Regions from separate parts of the Homo sapiens genome. Here region 1 is linked to region 2. The links are chromatin loops, found by intact Hi-C in ENCODE. Cell type or tissue: endothelial cell of umbilical vein. All regions are shown on one strand. Each heading gives the region's core, and the rest is flanking DNA. Links, peaks and the distances in the headings are about the cores only. Region 1 overlaps SPEN (spen family transcriptional repressor). Region 2 holds the start of UQCRHL (ubiquinol-cytochrome c reductase hinge protein like).

Evidence for each region. Hi-C counts contacts between places; a loop is a spot of excess contacts. Peaks named below come from ENCODE experiments on the same cell type or tissue, not always from the same donor. Only the 100,000 strongest peaks of a DNase experiment are listed, where the experiment ranks them.
Region 1: it touches region 2 in a loop (2.2-fold over the local background); 7 of 110 quality-filtered maps call a loop at or near these places.

Annotation. Positions count from the first base shown.
Region 1 is chr1:15,878,631-15,895,912 of GRCh38, reverse strand. The region is part of intron 3 of SPEN (spen family transcriptional repressor); the gene reads right to left. Among named protein-coding and RNA genes, the nearest start is that of SPEN-AS1, 39 kb to the right of the region's middle. RefSeq lists enhancers at 2,482-2,541, 2,471-2,615 and a cis regulatory region at 2,538-2,548. In endothelial cell of umbilical vein, for the core only: no CTCF peak of the experiment used is centred there; DNase peaks (open chromatin) are centred at 9,442 and 10,162; H3K4me3 peaks cover 712 bases; H3K27ac peaks cover 1,631 bases.
Region 2 is chr1:15,806,667-15,820,302 of GRCh38, reverse strand. UQCRHL (ubiquinol-cytochrome c reductase hinge protein like) reads left to right here and starts at 12,654. Exons shown (of 1, transcript NM_001089591.2): 1 at 12,654-12,929. The coding sequence starts at 12,654. The coding sequence ends at 12,929. In endothelial cell of umbilical vein, for the core only: a CTCF peak has its summit at 4,595 (motif pointing left); a DNase peak (open chromatin) is centred at 4,582.

The DNA of each region.
Region 1 (17,282 bases), core at 4,939-12,938, 71 kb before region 2:
CAGGAGTTCAAGACTAGCCTGGCCAACATGGAGAAACCCCAACTCTAATAAAAATATAAAAAAAAATTAGCTGGGCACAGTGGCGCATGCCTGTAGTCCCAGCTACTCAGGAGACTGAGTGGGAGAATCGCTTGAACCTGGGAGGCAGAGGTTGCAGTGAGCCGAGATCATGCCACTGCACTCCACCCTGGGCAACAGAGTGATATTCTGTCTCCAAAAAAAAAAAAAAAAAAAGGTTAAGTATAAGTAATTATTTGGGATCCAATTACAGCAGTAGTTAATGTTTTAAAGTTTACTACTATCTTTTGGTAGAGTTAAGCAAAAGGATTATGTTGATCAACAGGGTATCTGGTAGATAATTAAAGCTTACCCAAAAAGAATAAAGGAATATTATTCACCTTTATAAAGGAATGAAATTATGATACATGTGACAAGACAGATGAGCCTTGAAAATATTATGCTAAGTGAAATAAGCCAGACACAAAAGGACAAATGCTGTGTGGTTCCACATATATGGGTACCTAGAGCTGTCAAGAATTCATGAGGACAGAAAGCAGAACAGTAGTCAGCAGAGGCTAAGAGAGGGAGGAATGGGAGTTATTGTTTAATGATAATGGATAGTGGTGATGGTCACACAATATTAATGTACTTAATGGCACAGAACTATACACTTAAAAATGGTTAAAATGAGGCCAGGAATGGGTGGTTCACACCTGTAATCCCAGCACTTTGGGAGGCCGAGGCGGGCGGATCACCTGAGGTCGGGAGCTCGAGATCAGCCTGACCAACATGGAGAAACCCTGTCTCTACTAAAAATACAAAATTAGCCAGGCGTGGTGGCACATACCTATATTCCCAGCTACTCAGGAGGCTGAGACAGGAGAATTGCTTGAACCCGGGAGGCAGAGTTTGCGGTGAGCCAAGATCGCGCCACTGCACTCCAGCCTGGGCAACAAGAGCGAAACTCTGTCTCAATAAAAATAAAAATAAAAAGGTAAATATTATGCTGTGTATATTTTACTACAATTTAAAAAAACTTTTTTGAAGACTTATAAGCTTTGGCATTAAAAATACAATATGGGCCGGGCGCGGTGGCTCACGCTTGTAATCCAGCATTTGGGAGGCCAAGGCAGGCAGATCAGGAGGTCAGATCGAGCCCAACCTGGCCAACATGGTGAAACCCCGTCTCTACTAAAAATACAAAAATTAGCTGGTGTGGTGGCGCGTGTCTGTAATCCCAGCTATTCTGGAGGCTGAGGCACGAGAATCATTTGAACCCAGGAGGCGGAGGTTGCAGTGAGCCAGGGTCACATCACTGCACTCCAGCCTGGCGAAAGAGCGAGACTCCGTCTCAAAAAAAAAAAAAAAAAAAAAAACAACCATAATATGGTAGTTTTAGGATCTACTGTCCTAATAACAGTAGCAAAAATGGAAAGAGGCTACGTTTTTGTTAATCTATTATTAAGAATCATGTGACTTCTTTTTGGGTGGGCTTTACTGGACCCTTCACACTCAGAAAACCTTGTACTCAAGTAACTCAAAGCAAAAAGCATCAAACATGCATGCTCCCTGAAAGCAGTAAGCAGATGTAACATGTCTGCCTAAGAACAAGAAATCCTTCCAACGTGGCAGCAGTCTTTATTTAAGAGACAAAAAAGATGAGAAAATTTAAACTGTCAAATACAATGGGATTTTCTCATTCCCTTAGTCACACGGTATATAGAATCTGATATTTCTTGTATGAAAAAACTAAAATGTTTCAGAAGGCACAGGCCAAGAAAGCACACAGATCAAGTGAGTGTGTGTGTGTTTTAATTCCAAGTGGTCACATACAACTGATGTAGCCTTACCAAACCCATAAGCAAATTTGAAGTTTGAGGTTTTTGCCTTTTCTGTCGCCCAGGCTGGAGTGCAGTAGTGCAATCTTGGCTCATTGCAACCTCCATTTCCTGGGTTCAAGTGATTCTTAAGCTTCAGCCACAAGTAGCTAGGATTACAGGCACACGCCACCACACCCGGCTAATTTTTGTATTTTTAGTAGAGACAGGGTTTTGCCATGTTGACCAAGGCTGATCTCAAACTCCTGGCCTCAAGTGATCCTCAAGCCTTAGCCTCCCCCAAAGTGCTGGGATTACGGCGGGAGCCACTGCAATTGGCTTGCTTTTTTTTGTTTTTTTTTAAGAGACAGGGTCTCGCTCTGTTGCCCAGGCTTGAGTGTACTGGCCTTTTTTCAATTTAACTTTGATACTAATGACATCTCCTCTCTATCCAGAATGAAAAAGAAGTTTGCTCTTTCCTGCTTCTGAACTCTCCATTAGGGCAGTTGCAGGGACAAGGAGTTAGAAAGGCACCTAACTCCCTACCAGAAAGCCTAAGCCATCCGCTATTTGGTATACTTTTTTGTTTATTTATAAATGACTACGAATTACTCAGTAAGAAACCTCAGGCTAAAATTCTTCTGCTTAAATATAATTACTTCTCTGCAGTTTCTTCCAGTGACAGATACAAAGCTACAGTCCAAGATGGCTCCACACACCATGACACAGCATATTCAGGAAGCTAATCTGCCCCTCCCTACCACCATCGAAAATAACATATAAAGAATCACAGAACTCCTCCAGTTTGGGTTATACAAATGATGCCTAGAAGCAACACAGATGTGTATTATTTCTGTCTTCTAATTCCAACAACTGAATTCCAGTCTATTAGCACCAGTATGTAAACAGACATATTTTAAACCTCTATCAAAAGTACTAGCCATCACTTAAAAATGATCATCAGATGAAAGTGTTTTTGTTGTTGTTGTTGTTGTTTGAGACAGAGTTTCACTCTTGTTGCCCAGGCTGGAGTGCAATGGCGCAATCTCAGCTCACTGCAACCTCCACCTCCTGGGTTCAAACGATTCTCCTGCCTCAGCCTCCTGATTAGCTGGGATTACAGGTGCATGCCACCACGCCCAGCTAATTTTGTATTTTTAATAGAGATGGGGTTTTGCCATGCTGACCAGCCTGGTCTTGAACTCCTGACCTCAGGTGATCTGCCTGCCTCAGCCTCCTAAAGTGCTGGGATTACAGACGTGAGCCACCGTGCCCCGCCCAAAGTTGTTTTTTAAATTTTAAAAATAAATTTACTCTGGTTATTTGATTTTCTCCTTGGGAAATTAATTTATTTAGGGGCTTTGATATTAACATATTTCTAAGCCTGGAACCTGGACTTTGAAATAAATATTTCGGTTGAGCCATTCCCTCAGCCACCCTGGAAACAGGCATTTTAGCCTGACCAACACTTGAAGTGTTGAAGATGGAATCTGGAAGTAGTTCAGTTTATATTTTAGGCATAACAGTCCCAAGAGGCTTTTCTATTAACCCATCATTTCCAAGAGAATAGAAGGGTTTAGGGAATTTAAAAAAAGAAAAATAACAAACTCTATTTGTCTTTAAACAAAATGAAAAGCACTAAATTGATACACAAATTATTTTGTGACATTACAGCTTAATAGAGCTTGCTTCTAGAAGAGCACTGTCCAGTAGAAATATAAGCCACAAAATTTTAATTTTCAAATAGTCATATTTTAAAAAGTAAAACGAAGAGCTGGGAGCAGTGGCTCACGCCTGTAATCCCAGCACTCTGAGAGGCAGAGGTGGGCGGATCACGAGGTCAGGAGATCGAGACCACCCTGGCTAACAAGGTGAAACCCCATCTCTACTAAAAATACAAAAAGAAAATTAGCCAGGCATGGTGGAAGGTGCCTATAGTCCCAGCTACTCGGGAGGCTGAGGCAGGAGAATGACGTGAACCGGGGAGGCGGAGCTTACAGTGAGCCAAGATTACGCCACTGCACTCCAGCCTGGGCGACAGAGCGAGACTCCATCTCCAAAAAAAAAAAAAAAAAAAAAAAAAGTAAAAAGAAACAGATGTAATTAATGTAGTAATATGCTTTATTTAACCTAATATATTCAAAATATCATTTGAACATGTAGCCAACATAAATAAGTTTTTTTTTTTTAAAAAAACCAGGTCTCCAGAACTTGATGTGTATATTTTTAAACAGTTCTACTGAGATATATGTGAATTTATTAACATGACACCATGACATTAGTTTTTCTTAATGGTTTTTATATTAGCCCAGGTACAGCGGCTCATGCATGTAATCCCAGTGCTTTGGGAGTCCAAGGCAGGAGGATCACTTGAGGTCATGAGACCTAGACCAGCCTGGGCAACATAGCGAGACCCTATCGCTTAAAAACAAAAAACAAAAAACAAGGCCGGGCGCGGTGGCTCAAGCCTGTAATCCCAGCACTTTGGGAGGCTGAGGTGGGCAGATCACGAGGTCAGGAGATCAAGACCATCCTGGCTAACATGGTGAAACCCCATCTCTACCAAAAATACAAAAATTAGCCGGGCGTGGTGGCGGGTGCCTGTAGTCCCAGCTACTCGGGAGGCTGAGGCAGGAGAATGGCGTGAACCCAGGAGGCGGACCTTGCACTGAGCCGAGATGGTGCCATTACACTCCAGCCTGGGCGACAGAGCCAGACTCCATCTCAAAAAAAAAAAAAAAAATTTAGCTAAGTGTGGTGGCATGTCTATAGTCTCGGCTACTTAGGAGGCTGAGGTGAGGGGATCCCTTGAGCCCAGGAGTTCAAGGTTGCAGTGAGCCATGATTGCACCACCACTCCAGCCAGGGTGACAGAGCAAGACTGCCTCTAAAAAAAAATTTTTTTCATAGCAATTATTTCCAAATGTGCTAAACCTCTAAGTGTTAGCTCCTGTAAACGGAATTTCTTTGTTAAAACCCACACACATATATTTCTGGGCTACGCTTAAGCATTACAAAGGCCTACCATTTTCTCCTGAAGGATGATATGCTGGTTTATTAGGGAGGTTTTTGTTTCTAGCTAGGATATCCAGTACTGCAGCCACTAGTCACATGTGGCTATTGAGCACTTGAAATGTGGCTATTCAGTGCACCAGTACTGATCAATGCTATAACACGGATGAACTGCAAAAACATATTAAGTGAAAGAAACCAGTCACAAAAGACCGCAATATGGTATGATTTTCCTTCTATTAAATGGCCAGAATAGGCTATAGAGATAGATTAGCAGTTGCCTTGGGCTGGGGGAGAAAAAGAATGGAGAGCAACTGCTAACGGGTATGAGGTTTCTTTTCGGGGTCATGAAAATGCACTAGTTTCATTATGGTGATGGTTGCAAAATGCTGTAAATGTATTAAAAAGCATTAACTGTCCACTTAAATGGGTGAATTTTACAGTGGAAGTTGCAGTGAGCAGAGATTGCACTCCAGCCTGGGAAGCAGAGCAAGACCCAGTCTTAAAAAAAAAAAAAAAAAAAAAACCTGAGTCAAAATCTAAAAATATCAACCAGGCCGGGCACGGTGGCTCATGCCTATAATCCCAGCACTTTGGGAGGTCGGGGTGGGCGGATCATAAGGTCAAGAGTTCGAGACCAGCCTGGCCAACATGGTGAAACTCAGTCTCTACTAAGAATACAAAAATTAGCTGGGTGTGGTGGTGCGTGCCTGTAATCCCAGCTACTCGGGAGGCTGAGGCAGGAAAATCGCTTGAACCCGGGAGGCAGAGGTTGCAGTGAGCCTAGATCACATGAAAAATAAAAATAAAAATGTCAACCTGATGTTATTGAACTGTATATAATGTGTTCCCACCTATTTGTAAGAAAATGTTTTACTGCCCTCATCTTAGCATATATTTCTAATCTACATCTCTCTTCCATACCAAATGAAAGTTTTTAGAGGATGAGTGAAATTCTTAGAAACGAACTCTGCAAAGACATTTTTAAAGCTATTTCACTTACTGTTTTGTCTACCTGGACATAGGAAGTTTATTTATAGTACAAAGTGGATTTGGAAAGATGTTCTATAGGCCGGGTGCGGTGGCTCATGCCTGTAATCCCAGCACTTTGGGAGGCCGAGGCGGGTGGATCACCTGAGGTTGGGAGTTCGAGACCAGCCTGGCCAGCATGGTGAAACCCCAACTCTACTGAAAAATACAGAAATTAGCTGGGCATGGTGGCAGGCACGTGTAATCCCAGCTACTTGGGAAACTGAGGCAGAAGAATCACTTGAACCCGGGAGATGGAGATTGTAGTGAGCCAAGATGGCGCCATTGCTCTTCAGCCTGGGCAACAGAGTGAGACTCCATCTCAAATAATGGGGAAAAAAAAAAGGTGTTCTATAGAGATATCATAATTTCTAGCACCAGTAAACTCCAGTAGCATATAACTTAATGAATAACTAATAAGTAAGTAAATGACCAGAGAGTGCTCTTTCCATTTTCTCACACAGGAATGGACAGCAAGACTACCCTTTGAAGCCAATTCAGTTTGTACTCTAAGACACAGATTGATAGAGGGGTGCTTGTATAAAGAATAAAACCTCAGCTAATTCTGAACTCCAGGAAATGCTAATGTTGGCCAGGCACGGTGGCTCATGCCTGTAATCCCAGCACTTTGGGAGGTTGAGGTGGGCAGATCACTGGAGGTCAGGAGTTTGACACCGGTCTGACCAACATGGTGAAACCCCATCTCTACTAAAAATACTAAAATTAGTTGGGCGTGGTGGCACATGCCTGCAATCCCAGCTACTCAGGAGGCTGAGGCAGGAGAACTGCTTGAACCTGGGAGGCGGAGGTTGCAGCAAGGCGAAATCAAGCCATTGCACTCCAGCCTGCGTGATAAAAGCAAAAAACCCCGTCTCAAAAAAAAAAAAAAAAGAAAAGAAAAGAAAGAAAGAAAATGCTAATGTTTATTTTAAAATGAGAATTCCTACATTTTCCTTAATTTCTGGACACGCATGATTCCTTGTTTGGGGCAAGGTAAATTTGTGCCTTGGCTTCTAAGAATGACCATAGAGAACTTCCAAGTACAAACACCCCAAAAGAGATATAAGGAAAGAACAAGATCACCTAAACTGCAATGAGTAAAGTTTTACCATAAGTAAAAATGATTGGCCGGGCGCAGTGGTTCATGCCTGTAATCCCAGCACTTTGGGAGGCCGAGGCAGGTGGATCACCTAAGGTCAGGAGTTCAAGACCAGCCAACCAACATGGCAAAACCCTGTCTCTACTAAAAATACAAAATTAGCTGGGCATGGTGGCGCATGTCTGTAATCCAGCTATTCCGAAGACTGAGGCAGGAGAATCACTTGAACCCAGAAGGTGGAGGTCGCGGTGAGCCGAGATCGCGCCATTGTACTCCAGCCTGGGCAGCAAGAGCAAAACACTGTCTCAAAAAAAAAAAGAGTTTACATACTTTGGCTGGGTGTGGTAGCTCATGCCTATAATCCCAGCACTTTGGGAGGCAAAGCTGGGCGGATCACCTGAGGTCAGGAGTTCGAGACCAGCCTGACCAATATGGCGAAACCCTGTCTCTACTAAAAATACAAAAATTAGCCAGGCGTGGTGACGTGTGCCTGTAATCCCAGCTACTAGGGAGGCTAAGGCAGGAGAACCACTTGAACCTGGGAGGTGGAGGCTGCAGTGAACCGAGATCATGCTACTGCACTTCCGCCTGGGCAACAGAGCAAGACTCTTGCCTCAAAAAAAATAATAAAATTAAAAAAAAAAAAGAGTTTACATAGTTTGCTTCCAAGTCAAACAAATACAATTTGACATGGCAGTTTTTATTTTTAAATTTGTTGTTTTCAGGAGGCTGAGACAAGAGAATCGCTTGAACCCAGGAGGTGGAGGTTGCAGTGAGCTGAGACAGCACCACTGCACTCCAGCCTGGGTGACAGAGTGAGACCCCGTCTCAAAAAAAAAGACAAATAAATAAAATAAAATAAAATTTGTTATTTAAAACTTTAATCTGCGTAATTACTTGTTATTATTTTTAATTTTGGGGTTTTTATTGAGACGGAGTGTCCCTCGGTCACCCAAGCTGGAGTGCAGTGGTGCAATCTTGGCTCACTGCAACCTCTGCCTCCAGGGCTCAAGCGATTCTCCTGCCTCCGCCTCCCGAGCAGCTGGGATTATAGGCGTCCACCATACCACCATGCCCAGTTAATTTTTGTATTTTTTTCGTAGAGACTGGTTTCACCATGTTGGCCAGGTTGGTCTCGAACTCCTGACCTCAAGTGATCCACCCGCCTCAGCCTCCCAAACTGCTGGGATTACAGGTGTGAGCCACCGTACCTGAAGGACTTGTTTTTTTTTTTTTAAGAGATGAGGTCTTGCTATGTCTCAAACACCAGGCCTCCCACATCAACTTCCAGAGAAGCTACAGGAACATACCATCAGACCAGGCTTGACTTTCTGATTTTTAGCAACATTAAAAATTTTTTTCGGCCAGGCACAGTGGCTCACGCCTGTAATCCCAGCACTTTGGGAGGCTGAGGCAGGCAGATCATGAGGTCAGGAGATCAAGACCAGAAGATCGAGACCATCCTGGCTAACATGGTGAAACCCAGTCTCTACTAAAAATACAAAAAATTAGCTGGGCGTGGTGGCGGGCGCTTGTGGTCCCAAGCTACTCGGGAGACTGAGGCAGGACAATGGCGTGAACCCGGGAGGCGGAGCTTGCAGTGAGCTGAGATCGTGCCACTGCACTCCAGCCTGGGTGACAGAGCAAGACTCCGTCTCAAAAAAAAAAAAAAAAAAAAAATTCAGGCCAGGCACAGCTCACACCTGTAATCCCAGCACTTTGGGAGGCAAAGGCAAGCGGATAGCTTGAGCCTAGGAGTTCAAGACCAGCCTGGACAACACAGTGAGACTCCATCTCTACAAAAAATACAAAAATTAGCCCAGCGTGGTGGTGTGTGGCTGTAATCCCAGCTACTTGGGAGGCTCAGGTGCAATGATAGCTTGAGCCCAGGAAGTCAAGGCTGCAAATGTGCAAATTACCACTGCACTCCAGCCTGGGCGACAGAGCAAGAACCTATCTCAAAAATCAACCAATCAATCATCCAGAGTAAATTAAAACCCACAAGACATCATGTCATGTCACAACTTTGCCACCAAAACCTATTTTAATTCCTTCCACCTAAGAAACCAAAATAAAAAACCTCAGTACAACCTAATTGGTAAGAATGAGAAGGGGTGAGAGGGACAGTTCTTTATTTCAAATGGACTAACCTAACTAAAAGCAACGCTCCTGGGGACTTTGGTAATAAACTCCTTGTCACCAAATGCTGACCATGTTGTGATGTGGCCAAGCACTGGCAGTGCAGAAGCAGTTTTACAGAAGCCGTAGCTTCTAAAAGGTAGAAGACTAAAAGTTACCATTAAAGCAAGGGTTAATAACAGAAAGATGTATTAAAAATAGAGTTTGTACCAGCTTGCAGTCGGGCGTTCACCCTGGCTAGATCTGAAATCCTCCTCTCCAGGAACACTAAGGCACAGCCGTCCTGCCCCTCCCACCGCCTGGCCCAGTCACCACGCAGCAGCCGGGTCCCTGCGCCCCGCCCCTGGACTGAGGGCTGTGGAGAAACTCTGGCAAAACAAGGAAGCCTCCGGGAGGTGGCAAGCAGCCAACTCAAACTGGATGGTTCCAGTTTAGGCTGGTTCGAGTCACAAACAACAGTTCCTATTTTCCCCCACAATATTCAGACGCAGGGGCTGCCCAGATGAGCGCTTCTCATCTGCTTCCAGAGCTAAGGCTACCTGGTTCTCATTCCTCTGCAGTCGAGCATCCTAACTAAAAGCAAGGTTCCCACTTCAGCAATATGGGTCAGCCCAGTACTTGTTTCCAAAATGGAATGCCTATTCTGTACAAGACCCTGCAGCTGACAACACCTACACATCTAAAACAAAAACAAAAAAACAAAACTTTACTAAAATGCTGTATTTGACCAAAAAAGGAAATCCAGAAAGGAAACAGACCTATTTACAGGTATCCATTATGAGAGCTATGCCTACCAGAACAATTAAGTAAGTACTCTTCCATTTCCATATTTAGCACAAAAAAGGCTTGGTTGGCTAATATGACCCCCTAAAACAGAAGGTTGTGTGTTGCTTATTGCACAATAACAAACGATGCAAGCAATACAGGAGCCAAAAAAAATAATGTGTTTCCAAACTGTGGGCTCTTCAGTGACCTCTGCAGTTTGTCTGCCACTGATGGGAAAAAAAGGGTTTTTTTGGTGTATTTCTTGTCCAAAGCACACACTGCTGAACATTTATTCCATGCTGCTAAACAGTACCAAAATAGCATTAAGCAGGGAACAAGCAAATGCTTATTCTTTTGTAAAGTATTTAAGAGAGCCGCTCAAAATGAGGCACGACCTAATGTTTCTCAAGTATTACAGACACTAATATGCCTGCTGTTCTTTTTCTTCCCTAACCCTTCCAAGTAGGTAACTTTTTAAAGAATTTAGATACACATATTTTAAGGAAAGAGCATACTTAATCATACACAGTCAATAAAACCATTAATTGGCTCTTACAGGAGTCCATCACAAAGAATAATTATAAACGTCAAGATAGAAACTCCACGTACACTTCCTCTTGTATGCTTAAAAAGAAACTTCATGTAACAGTTGGAAAGGTCCAAAGCAATGAATATGTTTTAATCATAACACTAATTTTCAGCAAGAAATTCTCCCTTTTGAAACCTCTAGACGATCTAAAAAAGTAATAACGAAGCAGAACAAACTAATTAAAATCAAAGAATGGGCTGGGCGTGGTGGCTCATGCCTGGGCAACAGAGCGAGACTCCATCTCAAAAAAAAAATAAAGAATCACAAAGCTACAAAACAAAATTATATCTACCACTGAATCCAGAAATTATTTGCCTATTCATTATTATAGGTAACTTTGGATAATAAATCAGACAAATTTGTTTCTATGATCATCACCGAAAAATGATCACTAATTATTAATTTGTTTAATACTTTAAAACACTGACTTTTAGGCCAGGCTCAGTGGCTCATGCCTGAAATCCCAGCACTTTGGGAGGCGGAGGCAGGTGGATCACTTGAGGCCAGGAATTTGAAACTAGCCTGGGTGGTCAACATGGCGAAAACCCATCTTTATTAAAAAATACAAAAATTAGCTGGTGGCACAACCTGTAATCCACCTACTAGGGAGGCTAAGGCAGGAGAATCGCTTGAACCTGGGAGGCAGAGGTTGCAGTCAGTTTAGATTGCACCACTGCACTCTAGCCCGGTGACGAAGTAAGACTCTGCCTTTAAAAAAAAAAAAGAAAGAAAAAGAAAAACAAAAGGAAAAGGAAAAGGAAAGGAATTGACTTTTACTTCATATATATTTTAAAACTGCTGCTATGTCTGGCAGTTCCCAGCACATGCCACGTATCATAAGAAACTGTACAGCCAGGTAATAAAATTAGCATTCCTTCTCCCAATTGACACCTGAATGCACATACCTGTTTTTAAAAAAAGAGAGAGAGAAATGGAAGGTACATTGTCACTTTGATACATACAATGCCACCATTCTTAATGGTTTTCCTCACCTTTATAGCCTCATCCACATTCTTTCACAAGACTACAAAAATGACAGCATTTTTGAAAAATTTTCTACTTGAACTTGGAAGAAAATAATTTCTCCTAACTAAAATAAGTTAACTGCAAAATCTCCTCAAGAAAAGACAAAAGGATATGTGAGTAAAATTCCCCCTCTAGGAAAGAAACTATAATATCTAAATTGTTCATGATTTGCAGATTTGGTCTTTACAGAAAAAAAATGCTTCTTATTAGACTGCAGACTTTCATGCTTTTTTAAGTTAAAAGGGTCATATTCCTTTTTATTACCTTATATCTGTTGTTAAAATCCAGAATTCATTAAATATTCTAATTACTGTTAACCCATAAAACAAGCCGAGCGCTGTGGCTCATGCCTGTAATCCCAGCACTTTGGGAGGCCAAAGCGGGCAGATCACAAGGTCAGGAGATCGAGACCATCCTGGCTAACATGATGAAACCCCCATCTCTACTAAAAATACAAAAAATTATCCGGGCGGGGTGGCGGGCGCCTGTAGGCCCAGCTACTCGGGAGGCTGAGGCAAGAAAATGGCGTGAACCCAGGAGGCGGAGCTTGCAGTGAGTCGAGATCACACCACTGCACTCCAGCCTGGGCGACAGAACAAGACTCTGTCTCAAAAAAAAAAAAAAAAAAAAGAATCTTAAATTGTCTAACATTAGGAAAAAAAGTAATAGGGTTATAGATAACTTTTGATATACTTTACTCAGCATATGTAATTAAAAAAAAATATACAGACAGGTTGTGCAAAGAATACCATCAGTAATAAGAAATACTTTCATTTCCCTTTCAATTAAAAAGTAAATTGTTTTAGGCCGGGCACAGTGGCTCACACATGTAATCCATTTAGCCAAAAAATTAGCCAGATGTGGTGGCGCATGCCTATAGTCCCAGCTACTCAGGAGGCTGAGGCGTGAGAGTTGCTCCACCCGGGAGGTGGAGGTTGCAGTGAGGCGAGATCACACCACTGCACTCTAGCCTGGGCAACAACACAAGACTCTGTCTCAAAAAAAAAGAAAAAAAGTACATCGTTCTAATGCAAAGCTAACACACTGGAGAAGAGAGAGACATAAGACTTTCCATATCTTAACATGGCAGAAGAGCTGAAAAGTTTGGTTACTTGAAGTTCTTCTATATGCTTTCCTTGTTACTTTAAGCAAACACCACAAAGGGTTTCACATGTCTGCTTCCCCGCCCAGGAACTGTGTGTGTGTCTTTCTTTCCCCCATTCCTGTTCCCAAGCTTCTCCCTTATATCTTCTAGCTTATGACAATGCAAAGTAAATTTTAATAATGTAACAACTATATAATGAAAATGTGAGAAATACATTTTTTAAAAATCAGCTCATTCTAATTTTTAAAATCTATTTAAGAAGAAAGCTTGCTCTAAAATTCCAATCTCTGGTGGGTGCAGTGACCCTGTCACCCATTGCCTCCTTTCCCCTCTCTCTTCTGGGAAGAAGGGGGTTTCCTGCTGAGGAGGGAAGGGAAACTTCATCCTAGCCCCATGACTCAGACTTGGTTGGACCCTGGGGGAACCAAGAGCCCCAGGGGGGCTGTGGCCTGTGATGCTGCCAAGCAGAGCCATGAGGGCCTACCAACCTACTCTTCTGCCATCACTCTGAAACTTGAGCATTACCCAACACCTGCCAGCCCTCTAGGCTGTGCCTTTCATCCTAGTACAGGTGTGTCCCATTGTATATGCCCAGTTTGCGTCAGCTGTCCACACCATCTAGTTAGTACCTGTGCATTCCTCGGCTCATGGCAAATAAGAATTTTCTTTTTTTGAAATGGAGTCTTGTTCTGTTGCCCAGGCTGGAGTGCAGTGGTACGATCTTGGCTCACTGCAACCTCCATCTCCCAGGTTCAAGCGATTCTCGCACCTCAGCCACCATAGTAGCTGGGATTACAGGCGCCCACCACTACACCTGGCTAATTTTTGTATTTTTAGTAGAGATGGGGTTTCACCATCTTGGCCAGGCTGATCTTGAATTCCTGACCTCATGATCTACCCGCCTCAACCTCCCAACGTGCTGGGATTACAGGTGTGAGCCACTGCACCTGGCCTAAAGGAAATTCTTACAACTTGATTGGGGGGGCGGGAATCCAATAATAGGGAACTATAGAAATAAAGTATGTTCAACTTCAATCAAGGGATTTTAAAATAAATGCTTCTGTGGAATTTACGCATTTAAAATGTTCTGTTGAAAGGAAATGTGGCTCAATAAACGGCCATGACAGAGAAACAAAAAGACGTCGAGCAGTACATAGCAGCACATGGAGCCATGAAGGCCCAGTTCTCACCAGTAAAATACTGTAAATGGTTTTGCAGAAACAATAGATGTGTTATTTATAAGGACTTCACAACTAGACTGCCATTAATCCCATGTTTACTCATCTGAAATACCCCACTAGCAATCTCTTCATCAAAAGTGTAACTATTAATAAGGATGGAGGGTGATTAATTTCCCCATCAGTCATGGAGACAGAAGACAAACTTGTTTCCATAGGTAAAACCAAGCTATATTTTGTCCACTATACGAGTGCTAACTTTAAACATCTTTAAAGGACTTTCAGGAATGTCACAGTTTCACAAGTTGTAAAGATCACAAGAAATAACTTATTTCTTCCAAAAGGAAAACTGAACATTCTGAATTTCATAACATCTCAAAATATTACACTTTGAATTCAATATAATTAAAGAGGAAAAGAGAACATCTGATAAAAGGGAATAATGTAAACTGAACACCAGAGGATTATTTCTGTACACTTGCTTCAATCACAATTTAAATGACAAAAACTTTTAGCTATCTACATCAATTTTGCTTTATCCTTCATGTTAACTAAGAACTGTATCTAAGTATTTCAACTACTTATTGGACATGTATTCTGAGAAAGGCAATATACTAGGTTCTGTGATATGCATTCAGGCCACTCAGTCTTGTTCTTTCATATCACCAGAAAGTTCATTCTGCTTTTTACACATCAGGATAATCTGATTCTTAATACAATGTCTCTCCCACCTGTTCCAAATTTTCCTTCTCTGAGGTACCAAGAGTAGGAAAAACAGAGATTATGGATAAGTCACCAGTTGCCTTTCTAAAGCAGAGATCTCAACAAGCTATCTCCTTTCTTAAATCTTTTAATGGCCCTCTCTGCATACAGAATAAAACCCAAAAGTTGGGCGTGATGGCTCACACCTGTAATCCTAGCACTTGGGAGGCAGAGGAGGGAAGATCGCTTGAAGCCAGGAGCTCAAGACCAGCCTGGACAACAAAGTGAGACTTTGTCTCTACGAAAAATTTAAAAATTAGCAAGGTGTAAGTGATGTGCACCTATAATCCCAGCTACTCAGGAGACTGAAACAGGAGGATGGTTTGAGCCCAGGAGCTATGACCACTGCACTCCAGCAGCCTGGGCAACAGAGCAGGATTCTGTCTCTTCAAAATAAAAAAAAAATCATTACCACAGTTAAATCATTCTAAATTATCTGCTATGCTCAAAACATCCTTCCACCTCAGGTTGTTCCTTCTGCCCACAGTGTTCCCTGTCTAGCCTAAACCTCCTCTCTTCTTGTTGAAGTCCTGCATATCCTTCATAGCCTAACCAAATGCTACCTATCAGGTCTTCCCAGCAGTCAAAAGATTTATCTCACTGTTCTTTTTATGTATAGATACAAAAGCTATCATTGGCCGGGCACAGTGGCTCATGCCTGTAATCCCAGCACTCTGGGAGGCTGAGGTGGGTGGATCACTTGAGGTCAGGAGTTCGAGACCAGCCTAGCCAATGTAGTGAAACCCCTGTCTCTACTAAAAAATACAAAAATTAGCCGGGCATGGTGGCAGTGCCTGTAATCCCAGCTCCTCAGGAGGCTGAGTCAAGAGAATCGCTTGAACCCGAGAGGCAGAGGTTGCAGTGAGCCAAGATTGCGCCACCGCACTCCAGCCTGGGCGAGAGTGAGACCCTGTCTCAAAAAAAAAAAAAAAAAAAAAAGCTATAATTACATAAAATTTGTCACATCAGTGAAACTAGAAGGAATCAATAAGTTAATGAATGAGGTTCAAGTAACTCACTAAAAGCAACATGTAAATATAGGGTTGAAATCTGTTAGCTCTAGAAAATATGACTATATATGAAATGAAACCAATAACCTAAGTAAATGCTCTATAACCTCTCAGAAGGGAAAAAAAAATAGTGATTTATAAAAAGGAAGAATCTACACAGACATAAGACAGTGGTAACAGAGCAAGAATCTCTCAGTGATTCTTCCCCAAGCCCACGGTAAGAAGGTGCCTTCAACCAGCAGATTTCAGTATGCCTTACTTCCTTGTCAGGTATGGTCCTACAGTGCAAATCAGAGGGAAAAAAACATACAAGAGCCCAAATCTGGCCTTTTAGGTGGAAATTCCAATTTTTTAAACACTGGCAATAATTTAAATTTAAAACACTATACAAGGTGAATTAAATTTGTCTGCTGGGCCAGGCGCGGTGGCTCACGCCTGTAATCCCAGCACTTTGGGAGGTCGAGGCGGGCGGATGGCGAGGTCAGGAGATCAAGACCATCCTGGCTAACACGGTGAAACCCCATCTCTACTAAAAATACAAAAAATTAGCTGGGCGTGGTAGCGGGAGCCTGTAGTCCCAGCTACTCGAGAGGCTGAGGCAGAAGAATGGCGTGAACCCGGGAGGTGGAGCTTGCAGTGAGCCGAGATCGTGCCACTGCATTCCAGCCTGGGTGACAGAGCGAGACTCCGCCTCAAAAAAAAAAAAATTTGTCTGCTGGTCAGATGTCACCCTCCAGACTTCTAGGTTGTAGCCTTTGGTATATAAATGAATACATCTAGCTACCCTAACTTGATAAAATAATCATCAAAAATCCTCTTTCTCACTAACTTTTTTATTGTAATTTACTCCCCAGGCAGATTTTCTAAGTGCATCCTACCCTTCTAGCAGTTATCTTTCTGAGTGCAAACATTTAGAAGCATACAGCTGCTTTTTATTTTTTTTTAATTACATGAGCAGGGACTAAGCTCCATCAAATTCATCAGATCACCTCTAGGTTCAAGCTTCTGAGCCTACAGTTCTGAGGGCGGATCCATTATACTCCCATCAAAGTATAATGCTACTCTGAAGGCATCATTCTCCTCTAGCTATCTCAGCTCACTGCAACCTCCACCTCCTGGGCTCAAGCTATTCTTCTGCCTCAGCCTCCTGAGTAGCTGGAATTACAAGCACCCACCACCACCTCCAGATAATTTTTGTATTTTTAGTAGAGACAGGGTTTCACCATTGACCAGGCTGGTCTCGAACTCCTGACCGACCTCAAGTGATCTACCCACCTCAGCCTCATAGTGTGCTGGAATTACAGGTGTGAGCCACTTTGCCCAGCCTCAGCACTTTTTCTTTTTTTTCTTTTCTTTTCTTTTTTTTTTTTTTTTTTTTGAGACAGAGTCTCATCATCTGTCACCCAGGCTGGAGTGCAGTGGCTTGCTCACTGCAACCTCCACCTCCCGAATTCAAGCAATTCTCCTGTCTCAGCCTCCTGAGTAACTGCGATTACAGGCATGTGCCACCATGCCTGGCTAATTTTTGTATTTTTAGTAGAGACAGGGTTTCACCATGTTGGCCAGGCTGGTCTCGAACTCCTTGCCTCAGGTGATCCACCTGCCTCAGCCTCCCAAAGTGCTGGGATTACAGGCGTGAGTGAGCCACACGCCCAGTGCCTCAACACCTTTTCAATAAGTTTTGATCCAGTGGAATGCAGATGCAGCTTTTTAATGAGGTAGGTTTATGGAAAATGACTAAAACTTGAGCAT
Region 2 (13,636 bases), core at 461-8,460:
CAGTAAGCCGAGATCACGCCATTGCAGTCCAGCCTTGGCGACAGAGCGAGACTCCGTCTCAAAAAAAAAAAAAAAATCTATGCTTCATTTTTCCAAATTAAGATAGAAAAAATGATAGAATACACCAGTCAAAATGATTGGATTCACCTTCTGTGTTCTTGGGCAAGTTACATAAACATTTTTGTAGGGTCTTGGTGTGTTTTCTTTTTGTCTGAATGGTCATCTTCTAGACTAGTGCCTGGCAAACAGTAGTTGCTCGACAAATATTCATTGAGTTAATTTTAGAAATTTATTAAATCTATTAAGTATATATAACACATCTACCCCACAGGATTGTTTTGAACATTCAATCAAATCAGATAATAGATGTAAACGTGCTTTATAATCTGAGAAATACTATTTAAACTGTTTATGTTAATATGAGGATAAAGTCCACTGAGTTTTTTTACTTCTTTTTTTTTTTTTTGTGACAGAGTCTCGCACTGTCGCCAGCGCTGGAGTGCAGTGGCGTGATCTCAGCTCACTGCAACCTCCACCTCCCGGATTCAAACGATTCTTCTGCCTCAGCCTCCCAAGTAGCTGGGATTACAGATGCCCCCCACCACGCCCAGCTAATTTTTTGTATTTTTAGTAGAGATGGGGTTTCACTATCTTGGCCAGGCTGGTCTCAAACTCCTGACCTCGTGATCTGCTCGCCTCGGCCTCCCAAAGTGCTGGGATTACAGGCATGAGCCACCACGCCCGGCTTTTTTTACTTCTTTTCTTTTTTTTGTTTTTGAGACAGAGTCTCGCTCTGTCGCCCAGGCTGGAGTGCAGTGGCACAATCTTGGCTCACTGCAAGCTCCGCCTCCCGGGTTCACACCATTCTCCTGCCTCAGCCTCCCGAGTAGCTGGGACTACAGGCGCCCACCACCATGCCCAGCTAATGTTTTGTATTTTTAGTAGAGATGGGGTTTCACCGTGTTAGCCATGATGGTCTCAATCTCCTGACCTTGTGATCCACATGCCTCGGCCTCCCAAAGTGCTGGGATTACAGGCGTGAGCCACCATGCCCGGCTTTTTTATTTCTTAAATGGATTTTTTTAAAAGCATAGAGGAATACACCAAGACTCTAATGATTCTGTCAACTGCTTTGAAATTCATGGATGGAGTATAATAATATTTTACAAAATAGTTTTGCCCTATAAAACCATATAGTATTACAGAACTGTCTGTGTTGTTTTTTTGTTTGTTTGTTTTTTGAGATAAAGTCTCACTCTGTCACCCAAGCTGGAGCACAGTGACACAATCTCGGCTCACTGCAACCTCCACCTCCTGGGTTCAAGTGATTCTCCTGCCTCACCCTCCTGAGTAGCTGGGATTACAGGTGTGCGCCACCACGCCCGGCTCATTTTTTTTGTATTTTTAGTAGAGACAGGGTTTAACCATTTTGGCCAGGCTGGTCTTAAACTCCTGACCTCAAATGATCCTCCCCTCTCGGCCTCCCAAAGTGCTGGGATTACAGGCGTGAGCCACTGCACCTGGCCCTATAGAACTGTTAAAAGCATAAAAAGGCCAGGATCAGTGGCTCATGCCTGTCACCCCAGCACTTTGGGAGGCCAAAGTGGGGGGATCGCTTGAGGCCAGGAGTTCAAAAAAGACAGCATACAAAGCTGTGAAGTCAATTAGCTTTATGTCATAAATTAAATCCCGAATTACATTTATAATGCTGGGCACGTGAGTGTTATATTACATCTTTTTATTTTTATCTTTTTTTTTTTAGACAGGATCTCACTCTCTCACCCAGGCTGGAGTACAGTGGCATGATCATAGCTCATTGCAACCTCTTCACCTCCTGAGCTCAAGCCATCTTCCCCCCTCAGCCTCCCACGTAGCTGGGACTAGAGGCACACACCACGCTGCCCTGCTAGTTTTTGTATTTTTTGTAGAGATGGGGTTTTGCCCTGTTGCCCAGGCTGGTCTTAAACTACTGGGCTCAAGCAATCCACCTGCCCTGGCATCCCAAAGTGCTGAGGTCAGAGCCACTGCACCCACCTAGCCGTCTTTTTTCTTTTCTTTCTTCTTGGTAGCTTATAATTTCCAAAGCAAATGCAGCATTAGAGTTGTAACTTTTCTGTGTAACATAATTAAGTTGTTTTTTTTTGAGATGGAGTCTCGCTCTGTTGCCCAGGCTGGAGTGCAGTGGCATGATCTCAGCTCACTACAACCTCCACCTCCCGGGTTCAAGCTATTCTCCCACCTCAGCCCCTTGAGTAGCTGGGACTACAGGCACACGCCACCACGCCTGGCTAATTTTTTTTGTATTTTTAGTAGAGACGGGTTTCACTATGTTGGCCAAGCTGGCTTGAACCCCTGACCTCTGGTGATCTACTCACCTCAGCCTGCCAAAGTCCTGGGGCTACAGGTGTGAGCCACTGTGCCTGGCCAGAATTAACTTTTAAATGTATGGATATTTCTGCTACGGATTTCTTAATTCCTTCCTAACTAATCATACCCCAAGTAAACTGAACTATTCATTTTCATGATAAGTCTGTATGGTCTTCCTGAATATTATAGGAGTGATCTGAACCAAAGTTCTAGCTGATAAAAATTTTGTAAAAATCTAATTCAGTGCATTTCCATTGTCTCATGCATTCCAGGGACTAAAGTAAGTAATATTCTTGATTGCTGAAGTTTGAAGGCAGTTTCCTGTCTGCTGAGGTTTTATTTCTAGAAGCCCTTATCATTGGTCCTGATAGAATATCTGCAAGGAGAAATGAATCAACTCACGCCATCATTTTCACATTTATCATTACCACTGGAGATTAAGATATTACATAATTAGCCAAGGTCATATAAAAGGATTCATTGGAACAATTTAGGATTAAATTTAGGAATTATACATTAGGAACTCATTGGGATTCCCATATGTTTAAGTGTTGCAATATGGGGATGTTTAATTACGCTACTAGCCTAGTTCCTGCTATTAACCCAGCACCAGGCCTTTCAAGATTATTTAGAAAAAATGCTCAGGCCAGGCGTGGTGGCTCACGCTTATAATCCCAGCACTTTGGGAGGCAGAGGCAGGCGGATCACCTGAGGTCATAAGTTCAAGACCAGCCTGGCCAACATGGTGAACCCCCGTCTCTACTAAATATATTTTTTAAAAGATTAGCTGGGTGTGGTGGCGGTCGCCTGTAATCCCAGCTACTTGGGAGCCTGAGGCAGGAGAATCGCTTGAACCCGGGAGGCAGAGGTTGCAGTGAGCCGGGATCACATCATTGCACTCCAGCCTGGGCAACAAGAGCGAAACTTCATCTCAAAAAAAAGAAAAAAAAAAAGCTCAGTTCTCAGAAAATCTTAGAAGCCAAGTTCAGACTAAGGAAAGATATTTGCTGAGTAATGTGACTTGGTCCCCTTCCTTGTAAAGCCAGAAGTACCATATGTGTTTTTCTAAATAGCCCCACCAGATTTGTCTAGACATGACTGTGCCTCACGAAATTAACCATTCTGCCTCCGGGGATTTATGCATTCTCAGTGATGTTTCTCTCCATCATCTGATGTGATAGTCTGTACAAGTTTCCTATGGCCCAGTTCTGGGTCATGTTGAAGGATCGTGCCACATAATCTTAACTACTTTTTCCCCCACTGCCTTGTTCAACAACAATGGTAACACCCACAAAATATATTTGCCCTCACAGCAACACCAGTCCATCTTGCACCTGCACAGGACACTTTTTAATCTGAAGGATCTCAAAGCCCTTTGCATACATTAATTGTACTTCATAAATACCTCATTGCTTGCAAGCCCTACTAGCCCCATTTTATTACTGGACATCCCAGAATAAAGAGATGGAACCTCTAGTCTACTCAGAAAAGGACAAACCTGGGTCACGAGTCTACTTAAAACTGTCCCTTGGGCTCTCTGAGATCTAATTTTCTCCCTCTTCATGTTCCCCCAGTGCTCAGGAAACACTTAAAAGTATCTCTGGGGGCCGGGCATGGTGGCTTACAGCTGTAATCCCAGCACTTTTGGGAGGCCGAGGCAGGCAGATCACGAGGTCAGGAGATTGAGATCATCCTGGCCAACATGGTGAAACTCGTCCCTACTAAAATACAAAAAATTAGCCAGGCGTGGTGGCGTGTGCCTGTAGTTCCAGCTACTTGGGAGGCTGAGGCAGGAGAATTGCTTGAACCTGGGAGGCGGAGGTTGGTTGAAGTGAGCAGAGATCGAGCCACTGCACTCCAGCCTGGCAACAGAGCGAGACTCTGTCTCAAAAAAAAAAAAAAAAAAAAGTTTCTCTGGGTGGTTCTCTCAAATGCCTGTCTTGCCTTTGCCACTGATGTGGCCTCAGTGCTTTCCAGTCTAGCTAAATGTGGGGATTGTTTGTGCTTGAATTCACCTTTGTTGACAATTTGTCAAAAAAAAAAAAAAAAGGAAAACCTCTTACATTTACACTGGTGTGAATGCATATATATCATCATCAGAAGCAGTTGAGACACTTTCTAATGCATTTTTCTTTTTTTCGTTAGGACAGGACGATATATTCACTCTATTTTTGGGTCTCAGATAAGAGATTGTATTTTGGAGTCATCTTAACGAGTGCTGCCCTCTCGAGGTCACAGCTGCATCTGTGTGCAGCTGCTAGAACCTAGGTTAGACAAGAGTGAGAATGAGCAGAGATGAGGCATATAAAAGGACCAAGTAGCCATTGTCATGAGAAGCTGAGAAACCTTTGTTTAGCTGCTTTTATATGGTAATGAAGTGAAAAGAGCACCAATAGGGAGCCAGAGTTATTTCTGCCATTGACTCTGTGTATGATCTTAGGCCACTCATTTTCTCTGTGCCTCAAATTTCCCATCAATAGAAGGGGAGCTACTGGTCCAGCCCAGGGGCCAGCAAGCTTTTTTATTTTATTTTTTATTATTTATTTATTTTGAGATGGAGTCTCGCATGTTGCCCAGACTGGAGTGCAATGCAGACATAAAATATATATATATAAACAAATGAGAAAAAGTTTTATTCCCACTTTGGGAGGCCGAGGCCAGTGGCTCACCTGAGGTCAGGAGTTCAAGACCAGCCTAACTAACATGGTGAAACCCTGTCTCTACTAAAAATACAAAAATTAGCCGGGCATGGGGGCACACACCTCTAATCCCAGCTGCTCGGAAGGCTGAGGCAGCAGAATCGCTTGAACCTGGGAGGTGGAGGTTGCGGTGAGCCGAGATCGTGCCACTGCACTCCAGCCTGGGCAACAGAGTGAGACTCTGTCTTAAAAAAAAAAAAAAAAAAAAAAAAAAAAAAAGGTCAGGCGCGGTGGCTCATGCCTGTGATCTCAGCACTTTGGGAGGCTGAGGTGGGCGGATCGCGAGGTCAGGAGTTTGAGACCAGTCTGGCCAACATAGTGAAACCCCATCTGTACTAAAAAAACAAAAAATTAGCTGGATGTGGTGATGTGCACCTGTAATCTCAGCTACTCAGGAGGCTGAGGCAGGAGAATCACATGAACCTGGGAGGTGGAGGTTGCAGTAAGCTGAGATCGCACCATTGCACTCCAGCCCAGGTGACAGTGTGAGACTCTATCTCAAAAAAAAAAAAGACCGGACGCAGTGGCTCACGCCTGTAACCCCAACACTTTGGGAGGCCGAGGTGGGTGGATCACAAGGTCAGGAGTTCAAGATCAGCCTGGCCAAGATAGTGAAACCCCATCTCTACTAAAAATACAAAAATTAGCCGGGCCTGGTGGCAGGCGCCTGTAATCCCAGCTACTCAGGAGGCTGAGGCAGGAGAATCACTTGACCCGGGAGGCGGAGGTAGCAGTGAGCCAAGATTGCACCACTGCACTCCAGTCTGGGAAACAGAGCAAGACTCTGTCTCCCAAAAATAAAAAATAAAAAATTATTCCAATAAAACTTTTTTTGTGTGGACACAGATTTTTGAATTTCATACAATTTTACTTGTCATAATCAAATTATTCACAATAATCACAACATTATTTTGATTTTTTTTTTTGAGACCACATCACTCTGTTGCCCAGGCTAGAGTGTAGTGGCATGATCTCGGCTCACTGCAACCTCTGCCTCCTGGGTTCAAGCAATTCTCCTGCCTCAGCCTCCTGAATAACTGGGATTACAGGCGCACGCCACTATACCTGGGTAATTTTTTTTTTTTTTTTTTGAGACAGAGTCTCGCTCTGTCACCCAGGCTGGAGTGCAGTGGTGCGATCTGGGCTCACTGCAAGCTCCGCCTCCTGGGTTCACGCCATTCTCCTGCCTCAGCCTCCCAAGTAGCTGGGACTACAGACGCCCACCAACACGCCCGGCTGATTTTTTGTATTTTTAGTAGAGACGGGGTTTCACTGTGTTAGCCAGGATGGTCTTGATCTCCTGACCTCGTGATCCACCCGCCTCAGCCTCCCAAAGTGCTGGGATTACAGGCATGTGCCACCGCGCCTGGCCACACCTGGGTAATTTTTGTATTTTTGGTAGAGACGAGGTTTCACCATGTTGGTCAGGCTGGTCTTGAACTCCTGACCTCAGGTGATCCGCCCACTTTGAACTTCCAAAGTGTTGGGATTACAGACATGAGCCACTGCGCCGGTCATTTTTTTTTTTTAGCCTTTTAAAAGATATAAAAGCCATTCTTAGTTCCCAGGCCATCAGTAAAATAGGCAGTATGCTAGATTTGGCCCAAGCCCAAAGCTTCTGACTTCTGGACTGAATAGTTTCAGGCAGTACTTCCGATATAACTTTTTTTTTTTTGAGACAGCGTCTCGCTCTGTTGCCCAGGCTGGCGTGCAGTGGCACAATCTCAGCTCACTGCAACCTCTGCCTCCCATTTCAAGCGATTCTCCTGCTTCGGCCTCCCGAGTAGCTGGGACTACAGGTGCGGTCACCACGCCCGCCTAATTTTTTGTATTTTTAGTAGAGACGGGATTTCACCATGTTAACCAGGATGGTCTTGATCTCCTGACTTCGTGATCCACCCGCCTCACTCTCCCAAAGTGCTGGGATTACTGGTGTGAGCCACTGCGCCCGGCCTACTTAGAATATAATCTTATGCAATTTTATTTTAATTTATTTATTTCTGGAGACAAGATTTTGCTCTGTCACCCAGGCTGGAGTGCAGTGACACCACCATAGCTCATTGCAGCCTTGAACTCCTGGCCTCAACCTATCCTCCTACCTCATCCTCCCGAGGAGGTGCGCCCACTCCATGCCTGGCTAATTTTTTTTTTTTTTTTTTTTTGTGGAGATGGAGTCTCAGGCCAGGTGCGGTGGATCATGCCTGTAAAAAATACAAAAATTAGCTGGCAGGAGTATCACTTGAACCCAAGAGCAAGAGGTTGCAGTGAGCCAAGAATGTGCCACTGGTTGCAGTGAGCCAAAAATGTGCCACTGCACTCCAGCCTGAGCGACAGAGCAAGACCCTATCTCAAAAAAAAAAAAAAAAAAAAAAATTAGCTAGCTGTGGTGGTATAGTCCCGGCTACTTGAATGGCTGAGTTGGGAGCATCACTTGAGCCCAGGAGGCAAAGTTTGCAGTGAGCTGAGATTGTGCCACTGCACTCCAGCCTGGGTGACAGAGCAAGATGCTGCCTCAAAAAAAAAAAAAAGAAAAGAAAATAGGACAAGTTGGGCATAGATTTTGAGTGGAATAGAGTTAAGGCACAAACAGACTTTTTTCTACCTTTTTTTTTTTTTTTTTTTAGTAAGAGATAGGTTCTCGATCTGTTGCCCAGTGTAGCGTGTCACCCAGGCTGGAGTGCAGTGGCACCATCATAGCTCATTGCAGCCTCGAACTGCACTCCAGCTTGGGCAACAGAGTGAGACTCTGTCTGTAAATAAATAAATAAAGGGAAGAGCAGTCGATTGGGGATGAGGAAACTGGGTCTTAGCCTAGCTGGTTGCTTACTATATGGCTTGAGTAAGTCATTTCACTTCTGTTTCCACAGGTGCAATATGAAGATGAAAACTATCCTGCACACCTCACAAAACTAAGGTGTATGTGTGTGAGTGGGAGCATAATGTGAGACGCCTTTGTCTTCTAAGCCACCTCTAGGCTCACACTGACTAGCAAGCTTTGCTTGTCCCTTTCAGTTGCAATGTTGCTGTCACTGTCACCCTATAATCTCTTTAATTGGCAGTTGCAGACCAAGGGCCCACCCTTCCTTTAATGACAGCTGGCTGAAGCCTTCCAACTTTAGTTGTCCCAAGTCACACTGGCTGACTTATAAAGCCATATCTGTGGCCGGGCGTGGTGGCTCATGCCTGTAATCCCAGCACTTTGGGAGGCTGAGCCAGGCAGATCACCTGAGGTCAGGAGTTCGAGACTAGCCTGACCAACATGGTGAAACCCCATCTCTACTAAAAAAAATACAAAAATTAGTCGGGCATGGTGGTGCGTGCCTGTAATCCCAGCTACTCGGGAGGCTGAGGCAGGAGAATCGCTTGAACCCGGGAAGTGGAGGTTGCAGTGAGCCGAGATTGCGCCACTGCACTCCAGCCTGGGCAACAGAGCGAGACTCTGTCTCAAAAAAAAAAAAAGCCGTATCTGTTCTCTAGTCAGCTCCAAGGAAGTGCCTAGATGGGAGAAACCCACACATCTCATCTAGTAGAAAAATAGTCACTGTTCCTCGCAATGGTTATTCAAATACACAATGCTTACGCTCGCCTCAGGACTTTATCTATGCTGTTTCCTCTGCCCATAAGGTCCATGCTCAAATTCTGCACACGGAAGGCTCCTTCATATCACTTGCAACTAGTTTCACGTGTCCCTCCCCTCCATTCTTTCCCTTGCCTTATTTTTCTTACTTCTATCTGCATTCTCTTGTTTACCTGTTTTTGTCTGCATCTCCCACTGGGATAAAAGCTCCAGAATATCTGGCAGTAGGCACTCAGTACAATGAATCTCCCCAGCCTCCCCACTCTCAGCTTAGTCACCTCCCAATAGCATCCCTTTTCCAGCCAGACCACACTGGCTTGCCCTGATGAGTGTTCATGCCTTAGGTACAGCCAGAGTTTCATCTGGATACCCTATGACTATTTCTATCACTATATGACATTTTTTTTTTTTTTTTTGAGATGGAGTCTCGCTCTGTCACCCAGGCTGGAGTGCAGTGGCACGATCTCGGCTCACTGCAAGCTCCGCCTCCCAGGTTCACGCCATTCTTCTGCCTCAGCCTCCAGAGTACCTGGCACTACAGGCACCCGCTACCACACTCGGCTAATTTTTTGTATTTTTAGTGGAGATGGGGTTTCACCGTGTTAGCCAGGATGGTCTCGATCTCCTGACCTCGTGATCTGCCTGCCTCAGCCTCCCAAAGTGCTGGGATTACAGGCATGAGCCACCGGGCCCGGCCTGTTCAGGTTTTATCTTCCCCACTAGATGATACACTTTGAGAGGAACTCTTTTGTATAGAATTTTGGAGTTCGAAGAGATTTTAGTGTTTATCTCATCCAAACTTCTCACCTAATGTCTGAATCCCCTTTATGAATCTCTGATAACTTTTTTTTTCTTTTGAAATAGGGTCTTGCTATGTCACCCAGGCTGGAGTGCAGTGACTCACTCTTGGCTCACTGCAACCTCTGCTTCCCCTACTCAAGCGATCCTCTCACCTCAGCCTCCCGAGCAGCTGAGACTACAGGTGCATGCCACCACACCCAGCTAATTTTTGTATTTTTCATAGAGACAGGGTTTCACCGTGTTGCCCAAGCTGGTCTCAAATTCCCGCGCTCAAGTGATCCACCTGCCTCAGCCTCCCAGAGTGCTGGGATTACAAGTGTTAGCCACCACACCCAGCCTCTGACAACTTCTGATTTCATCTTTTGAAGACCTCTCATTCTGGGGCTCTCCTTACCTAAAGAATAGAGGCTCAGTGCAGGAATAGAGGATGCTGAATGCAATGTTGTTGAATTCATGCTACTTCTCCCTTAAAACTGAGTCAGCCCTTGGCTGGGTGTAGGTTGCAGAAGAGGGAGAACACAGAGAACTGAACAACTTTTTGGCTAAAAATGTTGGGGAATGTTTCCAACGAACTTGTGTCCACTGCCACTTATGCCTTGTGATTTAGCTCTTGCCCATTGTTATTTAGGGCAACCAAATTACAAAACTTAAATCTCTCTTTTTTCCTCCTCTTAGGAAAGGCTATGAAGAACATTTGGCAGGAGCATTGCAGCTAACAAAGCCCTTTCCAATACTTCAGCTTGTTAGAACTCTTTGATGCAGGCAGTGTTATCCTCACATTAGGGAGGAAACTGAGATTTAAACTAAGTCATTAAGGTTGGCAAAGCTAGCATTCAAACCCAGGTCATTTAGCTTCAAAAAGCCTAGTGCCGTGTTTTCACTAAACAGTCACGTGTCTAAAAACCAAGCCAGGTGCAGTGGCTCATGACTATGATCCCAGCACTTTGAGAGGCTGAAATAGGAGGTTCACTTGATCCCAGGAGTTTGAGACCAGCCTGGACAACATAGTGAGATCCCCGTTGCTAAAAATATTTTCTTTTAATTAGCGAGGTGTGGTGGTATGTACCTCTAGTCCCAGCTACTCGGGAGACCGAGGTGGGAGGATCACTTGAGCCATGATTGTGCCACTGCACTCCAGCCTGTGTGACACAGCAAGACCTTGTCTCAAAAAAAAAAAAATTAAATTAAAAAAACCCTCTGTTGTGCAAAGGCCGATTTTGGCCCTGGAGAAAGAATCAGGGTCAGTCAGGTGCGGTGGCTCACGCCTATAATCCCAGCACTTTGGGAGGCCGAGGCGGGTGGATCACTTGAGGTCAGGAATTCCAGACCAGCCTGGACAACATGGCAAAACCCCGTCTTTACTAAAAATACAAAAATTAGCCGGGCATGGTGGTGCATGCCTGTAATTCCAGCTACTCGGGAGGCTAAGGTAGGAGAATCACTTGAATCCGGGAGGCAGAGGTTGCAGTGAGCGGAGATCGTGCCACTGCACTCCAGCCTGGGCAACAGAGTGAGACTCTGTCTCAAAAACAAAACAAAACAAAAACAGAAAGAATCAGAGTCAACAAATCAGTATGGATGCAGATTCCTCAGATGCCAGGAATCCCAGGATAAATGGCAGGGGTGAACCAAATACTTCCCATTCTTCCCTCACCACCCTCCTCCATCCAATAAAGAAGTAAATAAATTCCTCAAGTCCCCTCTGCCCCAGTGCATGGAATGTTTACCTGTGGACTAGGACTGGTCTACATGCCAAACAGGCCTTGCCTCCTGGGCGGCATGTTTGCAGGGGATCCTTGCTGATGATGTTGGCCTCCTCCTGCACCCTCCCACTCCATGGCTGTCTCACCTGAGAGAGCTTTCTTCCTTTTGCATTAAGTGTGAGTCCTGATAAATTCAAAAAAGCCTCCAGGTGACATCATTTTAACACCAGTTAACAATCACAAATCTGGGTGAATGAGCCTCAGAGTTTTTCTTGACAGTAGTGTGCGTGCGTGTGTGTGTGCGTGTTTTCCATGGAAAAATAAAATGTATTACACAAACTATCAGTATTAATTACAGAAAGGTGGCCAGGTGCAGTGCCTCACGCCTGTAATCCTGGCACTTTGGGAGGCCAAGGCGGGCAGATTGCCTGAGCTCAGGAGTTTGAGACCAGCCTGGTCAAACATGGTGAAACCCTGTATCTACTAAAAATACAAAACATTAGCTGGGCGTGGTGGCGCATGCCTGTAGTCTCAGGTACTCGGAAGGGTGAGGCACAAGAATCGCTTGAGTCTGGAAGGTGGAGGTTGCAGTGAGCCGAGAACACGCCACTAAACTCCAGCCGGGGTGACAGAGCAAGACTCTGTCTCAAAAAACAAACAAACAATTAATTACAGAAAGGTAAGCCTGGCCAATAGGTCAGGAAAAGCAGCCCCACTGCAGATCCACACCACTACGGAAACTTGAGGCACCACACACATGACTTTGCTGACTGGGGGCAAAGGATGAACTAGTGAGCAAACTTGGGAGGCTGAGACAGGAGGATCGCTTGAACCTGGGAGGTAGAGGTTGCAGTGAGCCAAGATCGCACCACTGCTCTCCAGCCAGGTGACAGAGCGAGACTCCAGCTCAAAAAAAAAAAAAAAGTCAAGATATTAAATATGAAAGCAACACTTTATTTTTTATTTTATTTTATTTTAAGACAGGGTCTCTCTCTGTCACCCAGACTGGAGTACAGTGACATGATCTCTGCTCACTGTGATCTCTGCCTCCCAGGCTCAAACTATCCTCCCACATCAGCCTCCCAAATAGCTGGGACTACAGGGGCCCACCACCACACCTGACTAATTTTTGTATTTTTGGTAGAGATGCGGTTTCACCATGTTGCCCAGCCTGATCTTGAACTTCTGGATTCAAGTGATCCGCCCTCCTCGGCCTCCCAAAGTGCTGGGACTACAGGCTTGAGCCACCTCGCCCAGCTGAAAGTGACACTTTAATACTTTCAGGAAATTATAGGAGATGATTGTTAAGAGCTCAGGATAAAGAGAAGTTTCTGGCCGGGAACGGTGGCTCACACCTGTAATCCCAGCACTTTCAGTGGCGGAGCACCTGTGGCCAAGAGTTTGAGACCAGCCTGGCCAACATGGTGAAACCCCATCTCTACTAAAAATACAAAAATTGAGGTGCCGCTGTTGCTGCTCGTGTTAAATCTAGAACCGTAGCCAGACATGGGACTGGAGGACGAGCAAAAGATGCTTACCGAATCCGGAGATCCTGAGGAGGAGGAAGAGGAAGAGGAGGAATTAGTGGATCCCCTAACAACAGTGAGAGAGCAATGCGAGCAGTTGGAGAAATGTGTAAAGGCCCGGGAGCGGCTAGAGCTCTATGATGAGCATGTATCCTCTCGATCACATACAGAAGAGGATTGCACGGAGGAGCTCTTTGACTTCTTGCATGCAAAGGACCATTGCGTGGCCCACAAACTCTTTAACAACTTGAAATAAATGTGTGGACTTAATTCACCCCAGCCTTCATCATCTGGGCATCAGAATATTTCCTTATGGTTTCGGATGTACCATTTGTTTCTTATTTGTGTAACTGTAAGTTCACATGAACCTCGTGGGTTTTGGCTTAGGCTGGTAGCTTCTATGTAATTCGCAGTGATTCCATCTAAATAAAAGTTCTGTGATCTGCAAAAAAAAAAAAAAATTAGCCGGGTGTGGTGGTACATGCCTGTAATCACAGCTACGTGGGAGGCTGAGGCAGGAGAATCCCTTGACGCCAGGAGGTGGAGGTTGCAGTGAGCTGAGATTATGCCACTGCACTCCAGTCTGGGTGACATAGCAATACTCTGTCTCAAAAAAAATTTTTTTTTTCTTTTTTTAAACAATTTACTTATTCATTTTTAATTTTTTCTGAGATGAAGTCTTGCTATGTTGCCCAGGCTGGTCTCAAACTCCTGGGCTCAGATGATCCGCCTGCCTTAGCCTCTCAAAGTGTTGGGATTATGGGTACGAGCCACAAACAGACAAGAGAAGTTTCTTTTTTTTTTTATGAGATGGAGTCTCACTCTGTCACCCAGGCTGGAGTGCAGTGGCGTCTCCTCGGCTCACTGCAACCTCTGCCTGCTGCGTTCAAGTGATTCTCCTGCCTCAGCCTCCCGAGTAGCCGAGACTACAGGCGCCCGCCACCTTGCCCTGCTAATTTTTGT